Linked DNA regions of Homo sapiens: regions 1, 2, 3 and 4 are each linked to region 5. Evidence: chromatin loops called from intact Hi-C (ENCODE). Cell type or tissue: endothelial cell of umbilical vein. All regions are shown on one strand. Each heading gives the region's core, and the rest is flanking DNA. Links, peaks and the distances in the headings are about the cores only.

Evidence for each region. Peaks named below come from ENCODE experiments on the same cell type or tissue, not always from the same donor. Only the 100,000 strongest peaks of a DNase experiment are listed, where the experiment ranks them.
Region 1: it touches region 5 in a loop (5-fold over the local background); 2 of 110 quality-filtered maps call a loop at or near these places.
Region 2: a loop joins it to region 5, with 7 times the contacts of the local background. A loop is called at or near these places in 3 of 110 quality-filtered maps.
Region 3: a loop joins it to region 5, with 9 times the contacts of the local background. A loop is called at or near these places in 3 of 110 quality-filtered maps.
Region 4: it touches region 5 in a loop (10-fold over the local background); 4 of 110 quality-filtered maps call a loop at or near these places.

Annotation. Positions count from the first base shown.
Region 1 is chr14:95,247,085-95,251,601 of GRCh38, reverse strand. All of the region lies in intron 1 of CLMN (calmin), which reads left to right. Among named protein-coding and RNA genes, the nearest start is that of CLMN, 71 kb to the left of the region's middle. In endothelial cell of umbilical vein, for the core only: no CTCF peak of the experiment used is centred there; a DNase peak (open chromatin) is centred at 2,321; H3K27ac peaks cover 2,558 bases.
Region 2 is chr14:95,264,119-95,268,570 of GRCh38, reverse strand. All of the region lies in intron 1 of CLMN (calmin), which reads left to right. Among named protein-coding and RNA genes, the nearest start is that of CLMN, 54 kb to the left of the region's middle. RefSeq lists enhancers at 2,625-2,674, 2,915-2,964, 2,195-3,394 and a silencer at 3,115-3,174. In endothelial cell of umbilical vein, for the core only: no CTCF peak of the experiment used is centred there; a DNase peak (open chromatin) is centred at 2,920; H3K27ac peaks cover 1,907 bases.
Region 3 is chr14:95,097,619-95,101,618 of GRCh38, reverse strand. It overlaps DICER1 (dicer 1, ribonuclease III), which reads left to right. Exons shown (of 27, transcript NM_177438.3): 22 at 1,684-1,839. Among named protein-coding and RNA genes, the nearest start is that of MIR3173, 38 kb to the left of the region's middle. In endothelial cell of umbilical vein, for the core only: a CTCF peak has its summit at 2,431 (motif pointing right); no DNase peak of the experiment used is centred there.
Region 4 is chr14:95,172,570-95,177,092 of GRCh38, reverse strand. The region is part of intron 3 of DICER1-AS1 (DICER1 antisense RNA 1); the gene reads right to left. Among named protein-coding and RNA genes, the nearest start is that of DICER1-AS1, 17 kb to the right of the region's middle. In endothelial cell of umbilical vein, for the core only: no CTCF peak of the experiment used is centred there; a DNase peak (open chromatin) is centred at 2,462.
Region 5 is chr14:95,359,661-95,363,660 of GRCh38, reverse strand. The region is part of intron 2 of LOC107984710 (a long non-coding RNA gene); the gene reads right to left. It overlaps LOC105370638 (a long non-coding RNA gene), which reads left to right and starts at 1,381. Exons shown (of 2, transcript XR_944172.1): 1 at 1,381-1,588; 2 at 1,788-2,315. RefSeq lists enhancers at 2,432-3,051, 3,052-3,672. In endothelial cell of umbilical vein, for the core only: a CTCF peak has its summit at 2,010 (motif pointing right); no DNase peak of the experiment used is centred there; H3K27me3 peaks cover 187 bases.

The DNA.
Region 1 (4,517 bases), core at 1-4,000, 110 kb after region 5:
ACAGAGATAATAATACCTATCTCTCAAGTGCCCAGAGCCATGCACAGAACTTAATAAATACAGGTTCCTAGTTTTCACACTCAAGGGTATACAATGACCTTTTTGATTCAGATGCTAGGTCGTCCTCGTTCTGTAACAAAAGAATTGTATTTATACAATCGAAGACATTCAGAATCGGACAAGTAGGGAACAAATGTGTTTTAAAGAGTGCAAAGACCACTTGACTAGGAGACGAGTCCCTTTTACTACATCTCTGATTTTATAGGGTTGGCCGGTGAGAATATGGGATTCGATTCACAGCCAGAATGATTGGATCCCATCCACAAAATGAATATCACATGCAGAGGCACAAAGCTTTCTTAGAATGCAGGATGGTGGGTGGTGGTTTTATCATCATTGTCTAAGAACCAAGAAGATGGACGTTGCCTTTGGCCCTGCGACACCCACCCCCCATTACACACACACATGAGATCATTGAGTGCAGACGCCAAATGCGTATTCCATACCACATGGGAAATAAAAAGTGCACTCAGGAAATCCAGAGGTTAGAGGAGGTGATGTTTGGCTCCAGGTGGTCCCTGGAGCAGATTTCCTGTACTGTCGTTAAGAACCAGCCCTCTCCTAATACCTTTGCAAGATCTCCTAGTCCTTGCCACCTTTTCTAGTGCTTGTCCTTTCCATTCTCCTCCCCTCCCAGCTCCCACATGCAAACATGTAGCTCATCATCTTGAGGCTTTGGGCCAGTCCCCCTATGTTTTTCAGAGGCCCCAAGCAATATACAGTATTCATGAGCCCTTGTTTATGCCTTAGTCCCCTGCATTCGTTCATTCTTTGTACCTGAAGTAAGAGACAGGCTTCCTGACTTAACGGGGTGACCTCCAATAGAGTTAATCTGCAGGGTTTTAGAACCTGGATGACATGCTCTGTAGCTCTTCAGGATGTGTAATTGTTTTGCATTTCTTGCTTTTGGCTCAGCCGCCAATATTTATGAACACTGCATGGCTTTTTGTGAAGAAGTTACATGTGGGGCAACATAACAGAGGGAAGAACACATCCCAGAGAGCCTGTTGCCTGTTATTTGTCTGCCGAGCCATCTTATCTTGAATTATTTTTCTCTGGCTTCATGAGAGAATGGAGTTGGAAGAGTTTTGCAGATTGTAAAGTGCTATAGAATTGCAAGTACCCACAGGCATTTATGCATAAAATGCTTATTACTGAAGTATGTATAGCAGCAGGAAAAAAACATTGGAACTAGCTGAAATATCCAACAATTGGGATATGGTTGAGTAAGCATTCTGTTTACCGTCACACATGATGGGTTTGTAATAACACAAGGATGTCTATTTTATCGTTCACCTGCAAGTAACAAAAACTTGACTTACAATGGCTTCATCAAAGAGGATTTCTTGATCATATACAAATAAGCCCAGAGAGAGACAGCCTGGCCCAGTTCTGGGGCCCAGTAGGGCCATTCAGGAACCAGCTACCTCTGTTCACTGCTCAGTCATTCTTAGCAGTGGCGGTTGTGTAATCCAGCTTCGCACCTTTGTTTTGGGAAGGCAGATTAAAGGAATGGGAACGGGGGCACACACCAGCATTGTCTGCCCCCTTTTAAAAAGCATTCCTGGAACCCCTACTCCCTGAGTTCCACTCCCAGCTCCTTGGCCAAACTTTGTTACATGGCTACCTCTGAGTGCAAGAAGGCTGGGAAATGGTTGTTTTTAAACCAGGAAGATTGCTAACTTGAAATTGGGTTCTGAGTGGGCAGATCATGAAGTCAGGAGATCAAGACCACCCTGGCTAACACAGTGAAACCCCGTCTGTACTGAAAATACAAAAAAAATTAGCTGGGTGTGATGGTGCACGCCTGTAGTCCCAGCTACTTGGGAGGCTGAGGCAGGAGAATTGCTTGAATCCGGAAGGCGGAGGTTGCAGTGAGCTGAGATCGCACCACTGCACTCCAGCCTGGGCGACAGAGGGAGACTCCATCTCAAAAAAAAAAGAAAAAGAAAAGGAAAGAAATTGGGATTCTGTTTGTTAGAAAGAAGGGGAAAATGGATATTGGGGAGGCAACCAGCAGCATCTGTCTCGGTCCACCCCATTAGCTTCCCAAGATATTTGTACATACCCTTTTCCAATACACAGACATGACTCACCTTCTTCCCAAGGGAGAGGGCTACAAAGTTTCATTATGTTATTGCAGCTAGGGTGCAAAGTCCAGGATCGGGCAGGACTGTGCCAGTTTCCCACCAGGTTTGAATGTGTCTGGTTCCTTGTGCTAATCAACTAAAAGACAAGTTATCTGCTCAACATGCAGTGATGAAGAGGAAGCAAGATAAATAGCAGTGACAACGGCTACCATTCAGGAAAGGCGAGAAAAGATATTGGGCAGGCAGCCAGCTGTGTCCACTATGCAGCATACCTTACTGGTGCACACACAATGTGGTCAAAATAGTGTTAAGCCATCAAAAATGCAACAAACGTAGAAGGAAGAATGAAAGGAAATCATTTGTCATAGAATAATTTAATCCATGTGCCTTTTTTTCTGTTGTAATTTTCAATTTTGTTCTACTGTAGATACCCACTCATTTTGTACAAAGAAAATTTTCTTGTCAAATATAACATTTGTAAATATTTCCCCCGATTGGTGTTGAAGACAGAAGATCAGAAATGCTGCACTATGTACAGGGTACATAGTAATTTTTTGTAAATAAAACATAAAACTTTTATCAAATATATACTTATGGTAGAAAAAATATACAGGCAAGCTTATGATAAAAACGTTGTTTCCTATTCCAGTTCCCCCCACTGCAGGCTTGTTTATGCAGGGAAGCCCTTTTATGGCATTTAGACTTTGAAGACAGGATTCTTCCCTTGCAGAAGGGAAGAACTGACTAAAATATTTGAAATTGCAAATAACCACCAAAAGCACGCATCCATCTGCAGAGGGACCCTCCAAGGTGGCAGGCAGCATTGCAGGGGGTGGTGACCTAATTTGGAAGGACTTGGAATACTTCTGCTAATGATTTCCTTGTGGTTTACTGGGACATGCTATGAGTGACATCTGGTGTCCTGGTCAGGGACGAGGTCAACGGACAGTACTGTGTAATGGTTAGGGATGTGAGCTTTAGGGCCAGGCCTGGGGTTCAAACCTCGCTCTCATTTCTTCGATGGGTAACCTAACGTCTCTGTGCCTTGGTTAGCACAGCTGCAAGATGGGGATCAGAAATATTTGAGTCAAGGTCTCTATGTTGCTGTTTTTAACATTCATTGGTTTATTTAAAATTTCCCAATTCTTCTTGCCCTAATTTTGGCATTTTATATTTTCTTAAGAATTTTAGTTATGTTTTCAAACTTTCAGAATACAATGATTTTTTAAAATATTTTAAAAAATTGTCTGAATCAAAGCCCATACATTGCAACGAGCTGGTGTGTCTCTTAAGCCTCTCTTGACAAGTTTCTTTTCCCCTCTTTCCTCTTTTTTTTTTTTCATTTGCAGTTTGCTTATTGAAGAAATTAGTTGAGCTGCTTTTAATTGTAACCAACAGAAACCCATGAGAGCACCATTAAAAAGTTGGATTTACTTTAAGAGTAGCAGAGTTGCATAAACCCAAGGGTTAGGGTGTAGTGGGGCCTCAGGAACTGGCCAGAACAGGTCTCTCTTTTGCATGCTTTCTCTCTCTCTCCTTCTCTCTCTTTTTCTCTCTCTCCTCTTCTCTCATCTCTATGTCTCTCTCTTTCTTCCTTCCTCACTAGTCTTTGCTCTCCAGTCCACGTAGCAGCTAATGGCCTGCACACCATCCCTTTGATTCGAAGGACCAGTCAGTTGGAGTCCAGAATCATAGTCCCATTCTGAATTTCCAAGGAATGGATTCAGGTGCAACCCTGATCCATTGACCACATTGTTGGCTGCCAGGGTCCCAGTGCTCTTACCACGTGGATCAGTGGTAAGGGAGGAGACATCCTTATACAAAAGTGGGTCTGCAGACCCTTCTGGTGTGCACACCATAATGATAGTGCCTGTCTCCTGGGTTGGCTGGGTCAGAGTAAAGGATGAAGTGTGCACAGTGCAGAGCAAAGAGGAAGCCCAAAAGACATGGAGCTGTGCAGCAGAGATCCGACAACCAGCAGCCTCTCGACTCAGGGAGGTTCCTTCATGCCTGATGGCACCATGCGGCACAGCACCTCTTTTCTTCCCAGGGGCCAATCAGATGCAGCACCTTAATTGACCATTTAAATGCCAAGATGGCTGAGCCTTGGCCAAGCATGTGTACATCTGCTGCTCATTATGTAGCCAGGGAAGTTCCCTGGATACCTGAACCTAGGCATAGAAAATGCTGGCCTGGGTGAAATCCCTTCACAGTGGCTCAGTGCCAGAAAAGCACCATGTAGGGACTTCATTCCAGGTCAGAATTCCACCAATATAGCCATAGTGACCCATCCAATCAGGGATGGATGTTCAGAAGGCCCCTTGGGCTGGCACACTGCTGGGTCCCACACTGATTCCTGAGTACCTT
Region 2 (4,452 bases), core at 453-4,452, 96 kb after region 5:
GATGAAGAAAGTTCCATCAAAAGGATTAGTTGTGGTTCCCTTTTATAGTCATGCCCCCACCCTTCCTTCTCAGTCACTACCCCCAGCAACTTCAAATCCAGTTTCCAACTCTAGAATTCTGTCATTTCAAGAATGTTGTATCAGTAAGAATCATGGTGGTGTAATCATTTGAGATTGGCTTTTTTTTTTTTTTTTACATAGCATAATTCCCTTCAGATACATCCAAGGTATTGCACATACAGATAGTTCATTTATTATTTTTACAAAATTGTTACATAAACGATACACATATTTTCAGGGTATGTGCAATATTTTGATATATTCATATAATGTATAATGATCAAACCGGGGCAATTGGGGTATCCATCACCTCAAACATTTATCTTCTCTTTGTGCTTCAAATTTTTCTCTTCTAGCTATTTTGAAATATATAAGAGATTATTATCAACCATAGTCACTGTACTGAACTATTGAACACTAGGTCTTATTCCTTTTATCCAACGGAATTTTTATACCCATTAATCAACTTCTCTTCATCCCCTCTCCCCTCTCTCCTTCCTGGCCTCTGATAACCATAAATTCATTTTCTATTTTCATGAGATCCTTTCTTAGCTCCCACACATGAGTGAGAACATGTGATATTTGTCTTTTTATGCCTGGTTGTTTAACTTAACATAATGATCTCCAGTTTCATCCATATTGCTGCAACCGACAGGATTTCTTTTTTATGGCCGAATAATATTCCATTGTGTGTATATATAGCACATTTTCTTTATTCATTTATCTGTGGATGGGCACGTAGGTTGATTCCATATTTTGGCTATTGTGAATAGTGCTGAAATAAATATGAGAGTGTAGATATTTCTTTGATGTATTGACTTCCTTTGTTTTGGATATTTACCCAGTTGTGGGATTGCTGGATCATAAGGTACTTCTATTTTTAGTTTTTTGACGAATCTTCATAGTGGCTGTGTTAATTTACATTCTAGCAACAGTGTATGAGGGCTCCCCTTTCTCCACATTCTCACCAGCATCCGTTATTTCCTGTCTTTTGGTTAAGAGCCATTTTAACTGGGGTGAGATGATATCTCACTGTGGTTTCAATTTGCGTTTCCCTGATGATTAGTGATGTTGAGCACTTTATTCATATGCCTGTTGGCCGTTTGTATGTATTCTCTTAAGAAATGTCTACTTGTGTCCTTTGCCCATTTTATAATTGGATTACTTGGGGGTTTCTTTTTCTGTTGGGGTGTTTGAGTTCTTTGCATATTCTTGTTATTAATCCCTTATCAGATGGATGGTTTGCAAATATTTTCTCCCATTCTGTATGTTGTCTCTTCACTTTGTTGATTGTTTCCTTTGCTGTGAAGAAGCTTTTTAGCTTGATGTGATCCCAATTGTCTATTTTTTCTTTTGTTCCCTGTTCTTTTAAGGTCTTTTTCAAAAAATCTTTGCCCAAACCAATGTCCTGGAGCATTTCCTCAATGTTTTCTTTTAGTGGGTTCATAGTTTTAGGTCTTAAAGTCTTTAGTTCATTTTGATTTGATTTTTGTATGCTCAGAAATAGGAGTCTAGCTTTATTCTTTGGCATATGGTTATGCAATTTTCCCAGCACCACTTATTAAAGAGACTGCCCTTTCCCCATTTTGGCCCCTTTGTCAAAAATAAGTTGGCTGTAAATTCATGATTTATTTCTGGGTTCTCTATTCTGTTTCATTGGTCTTTGTGTCTTTTTTTATGCCAGTTACCATGCTGTTTTGGTTACTTGGCTTTGTACTGTATTTTGAAGTCAGATAGTGTGATGCCTCCAACTGTGTTCTTTTTGCTTAAGAGTGCGTTGGCTATTCAGGGTCTTTTGTGAATTTTTAGAAATTTTAGAATTTTTTTATATTTCCATGAAGAAAGTCATTGGTATTTTGATAGGGATTGCACTGAGTCTGTAAATCACTTTGGGTGATCTTGACATTTTAATATATTAATTCTTCCAATCCATGAACATGGAATATCTTTCCATTGTTTTGTCTTCTTCAGTTTCTTTCATCAGTGTTTTATAGTTTTCCTTGTAGCCATCTTTCACTTGGCAAAATCTATACCTAGGTATTTTATATTTTTATAGCTATTGTAAATGGGATTGCTTTCTTGATTTCTTTTTCAGATTGTTTGCTTTCGTCATATAAATGCTACTGATTTTTGTATGTTGGTTTTGTATTCTACAACTTTACTGAATTTATCAGTTCTAACATTTTTTGGTGGAGTCTTTAGGTTTTTCTAAATGCAAGATTATGTTGTTTTATATTTAAAGACAAGGATAACTTGACTTCGTTTTCCATTTGGATGCCCTTCGTTTCTTTCTTTTGCCTAATTGCTCTAGCTAGGACTTCCAGTACTATGCTGAATAAAAGTAATGACAGTGGACATCCTTGTCTCGTTCCAGATCTTAGAGGAAAGACTTTCAATTCAGGGGAAGCATACTTTTAGATACGCATTTGTAAATTCCCAAATCAAAGGACTGTGGCACTACCTGCTTACTCCCACTCAAATCTAAAGCTGATGACCAGGTGGGGTGGTCCCATCCTCTGGCATCTTGTGCCTCGACGGTGGCTTCTCCAGTGGCCCGTGTGTGAGATGTCTGGTTTCATCAGGAGATGGCTGGTTGTTGCAGCTGCCAAGAGGATTGTGTTGTGGAGCTGTTGCTATAGAGAAAATCTGATTACATTCAAACTCAAGCTCATTAAATCAGAATTTTCTTCTTCCTCAAGGCTGGAGAATGTCACTAGGAGGCCCTTCCTCTTTCTGCCTTCTTCAGGAAGGTAAACGTTCAACAGGGCTCTGTCTGAGCATGAAAAGAATGCCTTGTTTCTTCTGATCCTAGCCAGCTGCTCGGAATATGACTCACCAGGAAGTGAAAGTGAGAAATTGATATGGTTGGGCAATTGCAAATACTCACAGATGGTCTGATTCACAGGTAGTGCCTTCTCCTCTTTGTAGCACGCACTGTGCCAGGAGTCATACCTATGCATATTAGTCAGGGGTCTCCAGAGAAACAGCCAAGAGGATGAGTCTACATACAGAGAAAGACACTTATTTTAGGGAATTGGTTTATGCAATTGTGGAGTTTGGCGAGATCAAAGTCAGTAAGGTAGGTCAGCAGGCTGGAGACGCAAGGAAAAGTTGCAGTTTAAGTCTGAAGGCACCTGCTGGCAGAATTCCTTCTTGCTCAGAGGAGGTCACGCTTTGTGTTAAGGCTTTAACTGATTAGATGGAGCCCACCCACATTTGATGGAGGGCCGTCTGCTTTTCTCAAAGTCAGCTGGGGATTTTTTTTTTTTTGATTCAGAGTCTCACTCTTTCACCCAGGCTGCAGTGCTGTGGCACAGTCTCGGCTCACTGCAACCTCTGCCTCCCAGGCTGAGACCCTCTCAGCCTCACCCTCCCAGAGCAGCTGGGACTACAGGCATGCACCACCATGCCTGGCTAATTTTTGTATTTTTTTTGTAGAGACAGGGTTTTGGCATGTGGTGGTCTCAAACTCATGGGCTCAAACAGTCCTCCTGCCTTGGCCTCTCAAAGTGCTAGGATTATAGACATGAGCCACTGCAACCACACCTGGCTAATTTTTTTTTTTTTTTTTGGTAGAGATGGAGAGTTATCATGAGATCTGACGGTGTTTTGGTAGATCCATGTTGCCCAGGCTGGTCTCAAACTCCTGGATTCAAGTGATCCTCCTGCCTTGCCCTCCCAAAGAGCTGGGATTATAGGTGTGAGCCACTGCGCCCAGCCTTCAAAGTGTGATTTAGATGTTAATCTTACCTAAAAAACGACTTCACAGAAACATCTAGAATAATGTTTGACCACATCTCTGGGTGCCATTGCCTGGTCACGTTGACACATAAAAGTAACCATCACACTGTGTTTATTCTAAACATGCTCATAGAAGTGGGGGCTTTCCTGTGAAGGGCATGGACCCTGGGAGGCCTGGATGTGAGTCTTTCCTCCTTCATTTTCTAGTAGTGTAACCTTAGCTTCTGCGCGCCTCTGTGGTCTTGTAAACACACTAGCCATTTATTGAGCCCTCTGTACTGAGCATGGTGGATTTGTGATTCTCCCTGAGCTTAAAGACTGAATGTTTTACGGGACTAACCCAGGGTTGTACAGCTGCTAAGTGGGGCCTCGAATCCAGTTCTGGCACTCCGAGGTCACAAGGCTGGCTGAGGATTTATTAAAATAAGATGCAGGGGTCCGGCACAGTGGCTCATGCCTATAATCTCAGCACTTTGGGAGGCCAAGGCAGGCAGATTGCTTGAGCCCAGGAGTTCCAGCCTGGGCAACATAGTGAAATCCTAGCTGTACAAAAATTACAAAAATTAGCCAGGCATATTGATGCATGCCTGTAGTTCCAGCTACTCAGGAGGCTAAGGTGGGAGGATCGCTGGAACCCAGGAGGTCAGGGCT
Region 3 (4,000 bases), core at 1-4,000, 260 kb after region 5:
GCAGGGAGGTAGGGAGAAATGTGGGAAGTCCATGTTAGAGTTGAGATTTTAGACCTCATGGAATATGAAGTGGAAATGTTCAGATAATTGAGGCTGTAGGATTCAGATACGGTTTTGTAGAGTAGTCGCCATACGGAAGCTCTGAGAATGGATGAGATTTCCAAGAGGTGGTTGCAGGAAGAAAGTATCAGAGGCTTGGACAAGTGTGGCATAGGCAATAGGATAGGATACTCTGTTAGACAAGACAGAGGTGACTTTCTATTACAAAACTCGTCCATTTGTCTGCTCAGAAACCTTCTACTCCTTATTTCTGCAGAAAGAATGATCACTCCCTCAGCCTGCTGTTCAGGCCCTTTCAGCCCTGATGCGTTTTGGATCCTAAGCAGGTGGAAGCCCCTTGCAGCTCATTGGACAGACTCCACGCTCAGACCCCCAGCCTTGGGGCCCTTGCTCTGTCCTTCCTTCTGCAGAGGGCTTGCCTCCATCTCTACCTGTCCAGAATTTTGCCCCATATTTGAGACCTTACGTAGCTCTTTCTTCATCCTGCCCACCATTTCTGTCAACTTGGAATGTGATTTCCCTCCCATGAGTCCACGTTGTACTTTATCCTCTTCTTGGCGCTTGTGATGCTTTGTTCTCTTAGCTTGGAAAGGGAAGCTAGCATTTATTTCAGCCTGCTACGTTTCAGGCAGAGAGGGAGAGTACTTTTGGCTATAGTGGTCACACGTACCCTCCTTTTCCCTGCTAGCCTGTGTGTCACGAGGACTGCCCCTCTGTCCTGCTGCCATCGTTCCCTCAGGGTTGCCCAATCGAGTGCCTCTCATATGGGGGGTGTCTATTAAACAATAGTTGAGTTACATGGGAAGAGGGCTAATGAAGTACTTAATAATAAGGAACCGAGCTTTATGAAAATGAAAATGGGATTGACAATTCTAGACCCTAGTTTCCAAGTACTAACTTGACAGAAATGCAATGATGTGAGAAATTAAGAAGGAGATAGAGGCATTAGGAAAAACAGACCGGAGTAGAGGGTAAGATAGTAAAGCTGTTCCATTAATGTGAATAAACAGAAACCTTTTGGTTCATTTTTTTTAAGTTGAATAAAAGTGTCTTGAAATGGCTGTAAAACAAAGGAATAATATTTGAGAGAGCATTACAGTTGAAATCCCGTTTGTGGCTTCGATTCTAGGAATATAACATTGTTTCAGTTTTGTTCGGTGCCAGTTTTCACTTTGCAGCTAGAGCTGATGGCATCCTCCCCCCATTTCATTGAAAATATTGTGACATCTTGACTTTTTCTATGGGTTCTTTTCTACTTTGGTAATTCCAGTTAGCAGTTTGCATTTTATATCATCAGGTTGTATTTTCAAGGCTTTGATATTGTCTGAAGTGTTTCTTCTCAGTCATTCATAAGGAGTATGCATAGTTATATACATTATTTTTTCTGCTCTGCATCTTATATTCAGAAATATTTACACCAAAAAAGCATAGAATATGTGGGAATTTAATATTCTTTTTATAACATGAATGGGTAGAAAAACTGTAGAGCCCTTATAATTAATTGATGACATATAATTAATTGATTAATTTTAAGAACATTTAACTGAGGATATGTTAATATGCCTTGAATGAATTCCAGCAGTGATCATTTATGGATAAGTATCCTAATATTTTCTGCTAAAGGTCAGCAACTGTAATCTGTATCGCCTTGGAAAAAAGAAGGGACTACCCAGCCGCATGGTGGTGTCAATATTTGATCCCCCTGTGAATTGGCTTCCTCCTGGTTATGTAGTAAATCAAGACAAAAGCAACACAGATAAATGGGAAAAAGATGAAATGGTAAGTTTGTGTGTGTGTGTGTGTGTGTGTGTGTGTGTGTGTGTGTGTAACTGGAGGGATTTACTTTTCGGTGAGCCAAATAATTTGTTTTATTAATTTTTTGTTTCATTTTCTTGGTATGTTTATAATAGAGTAGATATTTGATATATTTAATTAATTCCTTTAATTACACTGTCTTTTCACTGAATTCAGAAATAGTATTATAATTTTGATGGAGGCAAATTTCTATTTTTATTATTTCTTTTCCAAAGGCATAAGAGTATGTGATGTTTTGACTTTGAGTTTTGCTCTTCTTTAAAAAAATTTCACTTTGCTGTTATTACAATTTATCCTAGATCCTTAGCTCTGTTCAGTGAAATGACTTTTCAGTGACCTGTGATCTCCAGTCTGTCTGTGAAATAATTAATTTCAGTAAAATCTTGCTTTTGTAGCTCAGGGTTTTCCCAGTCAGGACTCCTGTGAACTTAAAAAAAAAAAATCATCCATAAAGATTGTTATTTTCTGGAAATAATTTAAATCTTGCCAGTGACTTAAGAAGACTCCAAATATCAGCAACAGCCACTTCATTTTGTCTTGTCTTGAAGGCCACCAGAGGGCACTTGGGAGGGCCTCCAAACTGCAGGAACCAGCGCAGTGGTGGTTGACTGGGAGAGTTCTAGTGCCTCTTCCGAAGTTAAAGGCAATGCTTCAGACAGTTTCATTTCTTGGAGATTTATTTTGCATTAAAAATAAATTGGCTCATTGTTACTTCATTTTTACCTCAGGCCAACAATGATAATACCGTTTTTTTCTTTCAAAGGTTATATTTTTAAATATCCATTTTCTCCATGTCTTCTTTGTGATGCATGTATCCTATATATCTGCCTTTAAGTATTTCCAGGTAGCATGTTCAGTGACACTATTTGGATTTTTACCTATTTATTGAGGATGTTTTTAACTCATGTAGTATTTGTCTTATTACAGAATTAGAACTTATTTGGAAAAGCATTAAGGGAATATTTTAATGCAAGTTAGGTCCGAACAATTATTTGTTATTAATTTAGAAATATGTAGAACCTTAGAGGAAAATGTATAGATTTTCAACTTTAGAAATGGTATGGTATTTCTATGAATAACATTCCAGTAACAGTCATCCTCCTTTGTTAATACCGTTTCATAATGTTTTTGGCTCTTTTTAAAAACTTGTAGCATGAAGGTGACATTGGCATGTCATTGATTTTTTTTTTAAGATACAACACAAAGTTCAATTTATTTTTCTTAATGTTTCTGATGGCACTTTGGTTATTGGAATTCATTAGAAATACTGTTCAGATTTTTATTTAGTAAGTTACTTTTATTGAAATATAGGCCCTTGCATTATATTGAAAAGATACACTGTGGTTTTGGCTGGTTGCATTGCCATTCTCCCTACCTTGCTCTGGCCCTTCAGCAAATGGGCTTAAGTGGAAACCTTTGCATGCTAAAACGCCTCTTAATAGACGAGAGTATCAAAGTTGACTTGAATGATATAGAAAAGGATTTCATGTGGCTGTTTTTTCTTAAAAGGCTTGAAGTGCTCTTGAAAAACATTTTATGAGACAGAACCCCACTCTTTTGTAGATGAAGCATCTGAAACCCAGAGGCACTAAAAGGCTTTGCCCAGGATCACACAGTTTGTGATAAAAGTCAGCCCTTTGTGATTTTTGTGCTCTGCCACTTTTGGCTTATGGTGGCACCTTTCTAAAGATACAGAAGGTTTTTTTCAATAAAAAAAAAATATTGTCTGATTTTTTAAAAATCGCAGTTTGGCCCTCTTTTTCTTAAGGACCAATCAAAAACATCTTCATGTTGCCTTGGAAAGTCTAAGATTGTTAGCAGGAAATGTTCCTTGAGGTCTGCCGCTACAGTTGCTTTTGGTGTTCCTTATTCTTGAAAAGGTGTTTCTTTCTTAATTAAAAAAATGAAAAGATAAATAGTTAGAGATATGGCTTGGCTTACTGCTATTTCTTTTCAGACAAATGTAGTGTTTATATCTTGAGTCTAGTTTAAAATATTTGTAGTATTTAAAAAATGCTTGAAGGTTGCAACTTTTTTTTGTCAGAACACTGGAAAGTTGTTACAATCAACATTGATGCACACCCTTCGTCTTCCCCCTTCACAAGTTTTTTGGTTTTTTAAAAAC
Region 4 (4,523 bases), core at 306-4,305, 190 kb after region 5:
AAGGTAATTTATAGATTCAATGCCATCCCCATTAAGCTACCAATGACTTTCTTCACAGAATTGGAAAAAACTCCTTTAAAGTTCATATGGAACCAAAAAAGAGCCCGCATTGCCAAGACAATCCTGAGCCAAAAGAACAAAGCTGGAGGCATCATGCTACCTGACTTCAAACTATACTACAAGGCTGCAGTAACCAAAACAGCATTGTACTGGTACCAAAACAGAGATATAGACCAATGGAACAGAACAGAGCCCTCAGAAATAATAGCACACATCTACAACCATATGATCTTTGACAAACCTGACAAAAACAAGAAATGGGGAAAGGATTCCCTATTTAATAAATGGTGCTGGGAAAACTGGCTAGCCATATGTAGAAAGCTGAAACTGGATCCCTTCCTTACACCTTATACAAAAATCAATTCAAGATGGATTAAAGACTTAAATCTTAGACCTACAACCATAAAAACCCTACTAGAAGAAAACCTAGGCAATACCTTTCAGGACATAGGCATGGGCAAGGACTTCATGTCTAAAACACCAAAAGCAATGGCAACAAAAGCCAAAATTGACAAATGGGATCTAATTAAACTAAAGAGCTTCTGCACAGCAAGAGAAACTACCATCAGAGTGAATAGGCAACCTACAGAATGGGAGAAAATTTTTGCAATCTACTCATCTGACAAAGGGCTAATATCCAGAATCTACAAAGAACTCAAACAAATTTACAAGAAAAAAACAAACAACCCCATCAAAAAGTGGGCAAAGGATATGAACAGACAACTTCTCAAAAGAAGACATTTATGCAGCCAACAGACACATGAAAAAATGCTCATCATCACTGGCCATCAGAGATATGCAAATCAAACCACAATGTGATACCATATCACACCATTTAGAATGGCAATCACTAAAAAGTCAGGAAACAACAGGTGCTGGAGAGGATGTGGAGAAATAGGAACACTTTTACACTGTTGGTGGGACTGTAAACTAGTTCAACCATTGTGGAAGACAGTGTGGCGATTCCTCAAGGATCTGGAACTAGAAATACCATTTGACCCAGCCATCCCATTACTGGGTATATACCCAAAGGATTATAAATCATACAGCTATAAAGACACATGCACACGTATGTTTATTGCAGCACTATTCACAATAGCAAAGACTTGGAACCAACCCAAATGTCCATCAATGATAGACTGGATTAAGAAAATGTGGCACATATACACCATGGAATACTATGCAGCCATAAAAAAGGATGCGTTCATGTCCTTTGTAGGGACATGGATGAAACTAGAAATCATCATTCTCAGCAAACTATCGCAAGGACAGAAAACCAAACACCACATGTTTTCACTCATAGGTGGGAATTGAACAATGAGAACACTTGGACACAGGGTGGGGAACATCACACACTGGGGCCTGTTGTGGGGTTGGGGGAGTGGGGAGGGATAGCATTAGGAGAAATACCTAATGTAAATGACGAGTTAATGGGTGCATCACACCAACATGGCACATGTATACACATGTAACAAACCCGCACGTTGTGCACATGTACCCTAAAACTTAAAGTATAATAAAAAAAAATTTCACTAGTAATCACTTAACATATATATACAATTTTAATTTTTCCATTTAATTCAATCCTTGTTTTATCTATGTATAATTTTTAGAAAGCCTAACAGAGAATACATACAAGATTATATTCTGAGTTTGGTCCAGCCCCCCCTCACTCATGAGCATTTTTCCCTACCTCTAAATTGATTGCATACATATTCTAATGGCTACAGGATGACAAATAATTCTAATATCATATTTTACTTAGTCACTTAATATTTTATTATTTCGGTTGTTTGAATATTTTACGATAAAAAATGCTGTAACAAATGACCTCATGAATTTGACTTTTTCCTTTTAGATTATTTCTTAACAAAAGCACAGCAGTTCAAAAGAAGGATTATTTTTATTTTTCCTACCAAGTTGATTTCCAAAAGACTAGCAATTATCATTACTACGAATGTAACAGTTTCAACAGAACTTTATCAGATTTGGGCACTTACACTTTTGGTCAACTTAGAAAACATATCTTAGAAATATATTTGTAAAAGAATAATTTTCTTGCCTTTTTAAAGATGACAAGTGGGAGGGTTGAACTCTCCATGTATAAGTTGGCTGCCCTTACAGGAAATGTAAATGTCCTTTGCACATTTCATCTATTGAAGTCTTGAAGATTTCATTGTATCTCTGGCTTCTAATGTCTTCAATTACTTATATCAATTGCTTTTAATAACAATACAATATTTAGGGAAACTAATATTTTCTAGCAACTTATAGCTTACAAGAATAAACAGGGCAAGTCTCATGGTTTTTAATATGCTTCTTCAAAAAGTATGAACTGATTAATTGCCAGAATGTTAATAATTTCACATGATACATGAAATACAGAGTGGACCACAGTGAAATAGATAGCTCCATCTACTGTAAATACTTTGAATTGGATATCTCCAGCTTTTGTCTTTACGGACTTACTTTCATAATGAATTTAGGAGTTTTGTAAGTGATGTCATGCTCAGAGCCTTTTGCTAGACTCTGAGGGATATAAATATAATTAACATGAGGATGCTGCCCTCAAGGAGCTCCTAGGTGAGCAGTATGAGGGCAGCCCCTAGTCCAGGCTGACATTTGGTGATCTGCTGACTTTATGCTGACTCAGAAAAGCCAAGGTTTTAGAGTGTAAAAGAGTTACTCTGCTTTACCTAAAATCATAATCACTGGAGTGGGATAAAATTAAGTGATGAGTTGGGGAAGGACGTTTGGAAAGTGTTAAGAGAGATGGGCAGGAAAAAGGAAATGCAGGGGAAAGGGTAAGGAGAGGCCAGTGGTGCTCCCATTTATCCCAGGCTGACCACCATCGGAGGGCAAGGAAAGGGTCTTCCCTTTCCTTGAAGGACCAGGTCATTTGTTTACAGCAGTTGTGCCTAGCACAGGCCAGATTTCATTTTCTGAACTAAGAGAACTTTCAAGGAACTATTGTCTGGTAGATGAAATGGATACTCAAGAAAAACCATACCCTGTGATAAGTGTTAGAATAAAAGTATATGTAGTGTGCCTTGGAAGTAGAGAGAAGGAAGAAATTCTTTCTGCTGCAGGGAGTAGGGTCTGGAGCAAGTACGGTATCAGGTCACAGAATGGGACAACCTCCCAAAGGAGGAGACCAGTTGAGATAAGCACTGAAGAATGGCAGGATTTCTAGGGCACAGAAAGAGGAAGGGCATTGTGGGCAAGAGGAAAAGCATGAACAATTGCATGGAGGTGCAAAGTTTCATCATGTGTGTAGGAAACAGTGCAGCCTGATGTGGCTAAAGCTTAGTAAGGTGTTAGAAGACTAACTTCTTAGCAATGCAAGAAGTTACATAAGCAGGAACCAGCATCTGAAGACTTTGAACTCTAGATTAAAAAGTCTGCAGACACTGGGGAGACATTGAGAGTTTTGATGCAGGGCAGGGACAGGACAGCAGGCAATAGGCTTTGCTTGCAACAAAGGAGAGTGTGGATGGTAGCAGATTAGGACTGCAGGTTAGAGAGACAGAAAATAGAGAAATAGAGAACCAGAACCAGGCAATAACAGTACAAAGAGGAGGAAACAGAATTTTCTCTGTCACAAGAGAGAGTTCAAATTTACCAGTGGGATGCACCGTACTGGGCCACGAACTGGACTTGGGCAGCACTTTTAACCAAGATAAGATTCGGGAGAAGAAATGATCAGGTGATTACGATCCATCTGTTGATACAAGATATGGCACATAAAAAGTGCTCTGTCTGCTGGGTGTGGTGGCATGTGCCTATAGTCCCAGCTACTCAGGAGGCTGAAGCAGGAGGATTGTTTGAGCCCAGGAGTTCGAGGCTGTAGTACACGATCATCATGCCTGTAAATAAGCACTGCACTCTATCCTGGGCCACACAGGGAGACCCCATCTCTAAGGGAAAAAATGCTCTATCCATGTTATTTATCATTACTGTATCACTACTATTATTATTTATCTCAAAAACTAAGTCATCTTTTGCTGACTTTTTAAACAGATAACCTTTAGGAAAGTTATATAATTAGATTTCTTTATATTAAGCAAACTACCAGAGATCACTAAAAAAACTGGTTTACTGATTTTAAGATCATTAACCCTTAGAAAAGCGCCTTTGTAACTTGTGCCTATGACTCTCTGAGAGACTGGAGTCACAATGGAGAATAAGTCTGTGTGACTCTGGGAAGCTCATAGTCCAGTGGGAGGGCAGGGGACAGAGGTAAACTAGGGGTCGTAACATCCTACCCTCCCACTGGACACACTAGGGCTTACGCTCCATTATGTCCCCAGTCCCCAGGGCAGTCTTAGAGCATGACCAGTGCTCCAAAGATGTTTGTTGAAGAATGAAGGAATGAATGAATGGAACAAGAAGAATAATTAAATATTTGAAAAGAATCTTTCTTTTGAATTAAACATAATGTGTCTCAGACTCAGAAAGTGGCC
Region 5 (4,000 bases), core at 1-4,000:
AGACCAGGGTTTGTCAATCTCAGCAGCGTTGGTGTTTGGGGCCAGAAAATCCTTCACTGTGCTGGGGCTGTCCTGGGCACTGCAGGACGTCTGACAGCGTCCCCAGCCTCTGCCCCCTGGGTGATGTTCATCTCCTTCCAGGAGTGACAACCAAAAATGTCTTATGGGGGACAACCCTCCCTCTCCCACCCCACTTGAAAGCACTGCTTTTGATGGAAAAAAACAAATGTGGTTTTTAGTCCCTGGGGAAAAGTCTACTATTAGTGGGATTTAGTTTGTTTGTTTATTTTACCTTCTTAGAGAAAGACTTACCTTTATAGATAAATTTGTAAGTTATAGTTATTATTCTTACCTCCTGACTAAAGACTAATAAAGCAGTTGGAAAAAAAGGGGGCATTTATTGTTTATGTCACTTGAGGCCAACTGAAAGCCAAGATAATGGACCAGAGGGTAGAAGAGGGAGGGAGAGGATAGGAGGAGGGAAGGAGGGAGGAAGGGAATGGCCACTGATTAAGCATCCCCCCGGGGTGCTGGGACCTCAAAACATTGTCTCCTTTCACTCACAGAATCCAACAGGGAAGGTTGGATGAGGACGGGAGACTAGAAAGGTCAAAGGGCAGGCAAGTGACTAGCTGGGTCCTCTCTCTGGCTGGGGAGCCCACACTCCCTTTTCTGGGGAGGAGAGAGGAGGAAAGAGTCAGTTCCAGGATTGGAGGGACTTGGAGCTCAGCTAGTCCTACCTTCCCAAACTCAGAGCTGTGATGTGAATTCCTTGAGGGCATCAGCTAATTGTCACTAGAATCCAAACTGTCACCAAGAAGACAGGGAAGAGGTAGACCTAGTGGATGTTGGTGAAGAGGGGCAAAGCAGGCTTCAACCCACACAGCCTGTCTCTTAGCCCTCTGCACTGCCCACGGCTCAGTCACATAGTCCTTCTCTGCATATGTGCACAGATAGGCTGGCCAAAGGGTGCTAAGAGCAATTAGCAAGGCAGGTAGTCAGCTGTCACGAACGGGGCCCCAGTGGGAGATGCTACAGGCTTGACATGAGGTCTTCTCAGACCCCTGTATCTTTTCTTCTATTTCTCTATCCTTCTAACTTAGCAAACTGCTACCTAACTGCAGCCAAAAGTGGACGTCTCATGGACCAGCCCCTTGCACCTGGAAAACCAGAGATCACACACAGGTCACCCCTCAGGTCAGAAAAGCCCATCGAAGTAATCTTAACCCTGCTTGGGTGATAAAGTCCAGCTCCCAGAGCAAGGGCCACATTCGCTTGTTTCATTAAACAGCATGGAAAGATTCAAGACTCGTCTCAACTGGCCATCCCCAGATCAGAGCAAGCCAATGAGCAGCCCCGTTACTGCCCTCGCCTTCTGCAGAAACGCCAGAGGACTAGAGAGGTTCATCAATTGTGATGGAAATTCTATCTGTGTGGCGTTTGTCTCTCTCCAGGTTTCTCTGCCTGCCGGATACCCAGGCTCACATCTGCTCCATGGCACACTTATTGAATATAATCCGAAAGAAAGTTGCTGGCAATCTGGAGAAAGACGAACCCTTCCCGTTTCTGAGACGGAAGGACTTCTCAGGTGAGAAGCACTTTTACATGCATCGCCCCCTTCCGAGTGCCCCAGTGCCTCCAGGAGGGCAGGTGACTGTCGAGGCTGTGGCTCTGTTTGCGACACAGAGCCGCCATCTACTCTCCTGGGGTCAGAAAGTCCGTTGGCAAGTTTCAGATAATAACTCAGCTAATTTGGGTGGAGCTCTCTCTACTTTTGTTTCCCAAAGGAAAGACGCCAGAGATGGAAAGATGTTAGAGAAACAGAAGAATGAACTCGGCTGAACTAAGAAAGGCAGTCCTTGGCAGGATGTGGGGAGGGTAGTGCCTCCGGCCAACACAATAGGATTCACCTGGGAGAGGGGCCAGCTCCGGAGATTTCTGAGAGGCTCCTCCTCCAGAAGGATCAGCCAGGTCCCGGCAGCTCAACCGGGCCAAGGTGCCGGAGACCCTCGGACTCTGCAGACTGTCCAGTAGGGGGCACTGTTGCCTCCACACTGGCCGACCTCAAACACCTTCTGCTCCTGGTGTGCCCCTCCCCAAGGTCCTCCCCCAGGAGTGGAAGGCCGTCTCCAGCCCTGAAGAGACTCAAGGATCCTACCTGTCTGCAAGCCACCCCAGGCTGGCCTACCTGGCAGAGCCTGGGTGACATCCTGCATCCTCAGGGATGACACAGCAATCACTACAGCTGCTGTTTACTGAGCACCTACTATGTGCCAGATGCTTTCACTGTGTGACCTCATTAAAACTCCACCGGAGCCCTCTGACTGGGGTATTATTAGTCCCACTTTACAAATAAGAAAGGCAGCTTCAGAGGCCACACAGTCCATAAACATCAAAGCATAAGCGTCTCAGGTCTTTCCAGGTGGGAAGTTTGGGCCCCTTCCACTGTCCCCGACAGTGTCAGATCCTGTGGTTCCAGAGGGCTGCCTGTCCCCTGGGATCCAGGGCTGGGCGTGTATTATCTTGTGAGCTAGGTAATATTTTATACAAAAGCACAGAGCGGTCAGACGCCTGCCCAAGATTGCATAGACACCGCAAGTAGAGCCAGGATTTGAGCCTGGACTTCCGGGATCCAAGGCCCATATTCTTTCCATTACCTGGCCCGCCCCCTGTAGAGGGCCCATCAAAAACACCGCGTCCTTGCTTGCCCAAACCAACAGGAGGCCTCTTCCATGATCTCTTTCACTATGGCTTTCATCCCCTATTAATGCATTCTTGTGAATTTGGGGCTTTCTAGGCCTTCTCAGGTTGGCCAGGTCCACACAAGCTCATTGGCCTCTCTGGCCTCAATTTCCCCACCGGAAAATAGAGATTTCAAGGCATGGGCGGGCAGGGCTGCTGGTATGGAATAAGACCCCGATTCTGGTTCTGGTTGGGGGTGGCCGGCAGGCTTTTTCCACCGCCAGGGTCAGGGAGGCTTTGCATACTTGTGTGGGCGGCGGAGCAACTGCCCCCACGTGAGCCCCTGAACAAAGAGGCCTCAGAGCACCTCTCCTCGCACCACTCGCCGCCTCCAGCGCCCGCCGCCAGCCGGCTCAATAGAGCGCTTGTGGCCGCGCTGAGGAGCTGCGGCCCAGGCTCGGCGCATTGTGCATTGTCTGAGTCCCGGCGCCGCGGCCAAGGGTCGCTCCATCAAGGTCGCGCCTGGGAGGACGGGGGCTGGGGGGCGCGCGCGGGAATTGCCGGCCGCTGGGCAGCGACACGGTGCATTTGTCTCAGCGCTAGGGGTCACGGGGACTTTCAAAAGAAAGGCTTCCGGGCGCCCCTCTGCCCCTGATAAAGGCACCCATTGCTGCTCTCAACCCAACCCAGGCAAAACCCCACATTCCTCAACAGAGCCCTGAACTGAAATGACCCAGCAACCCACGGTGGAGTGAACCTCAGCTGAAGCCAAATGTTCGCTTTTCACTGAACTGAAACAACACTTGGGCGTTTTCCAAAATCATTCACTGGGAACATTTGTGCATTTGTTTATTCATTTAATAAACGCTCACTGGTCACTGCCCTGTGGTCCAGGCACAGTTCAAGGCGCCAGGGCTCCTTGTGGGGTAAGCAGTGAGGTCTGCCTGGTGGAGTCACAGATACGGAAACAGGATGGCACAGTCAATAAATGGTTGCCACTCCACATTCTCAGGGCAAGCACAGTGCCTGGCTCAGGTAGGGACTCAGCCTGTTCCCTGGAGGAATGAAGACAGGGAGGGGGCGAGGTGGGGACCCTAATAGAAGCGTGGCTCTGGTCTGTAATACAAGCACTTTAGGAGGCCGGGGCAGGAGGATCATTTGAGCCCAGGAGTTCAAGACCAGCCTAGGCAACATAGCAAGACTCCATCTCTACAAAAAATAAAAAAAACTAATTCGCCAGGTGTCGTGGTGCGTGCCTATAGTCCCAGCTACTCCAGAGGCTGAGGTGAGAGGATCGCTTGAGTCTGGGAGGTCAAGG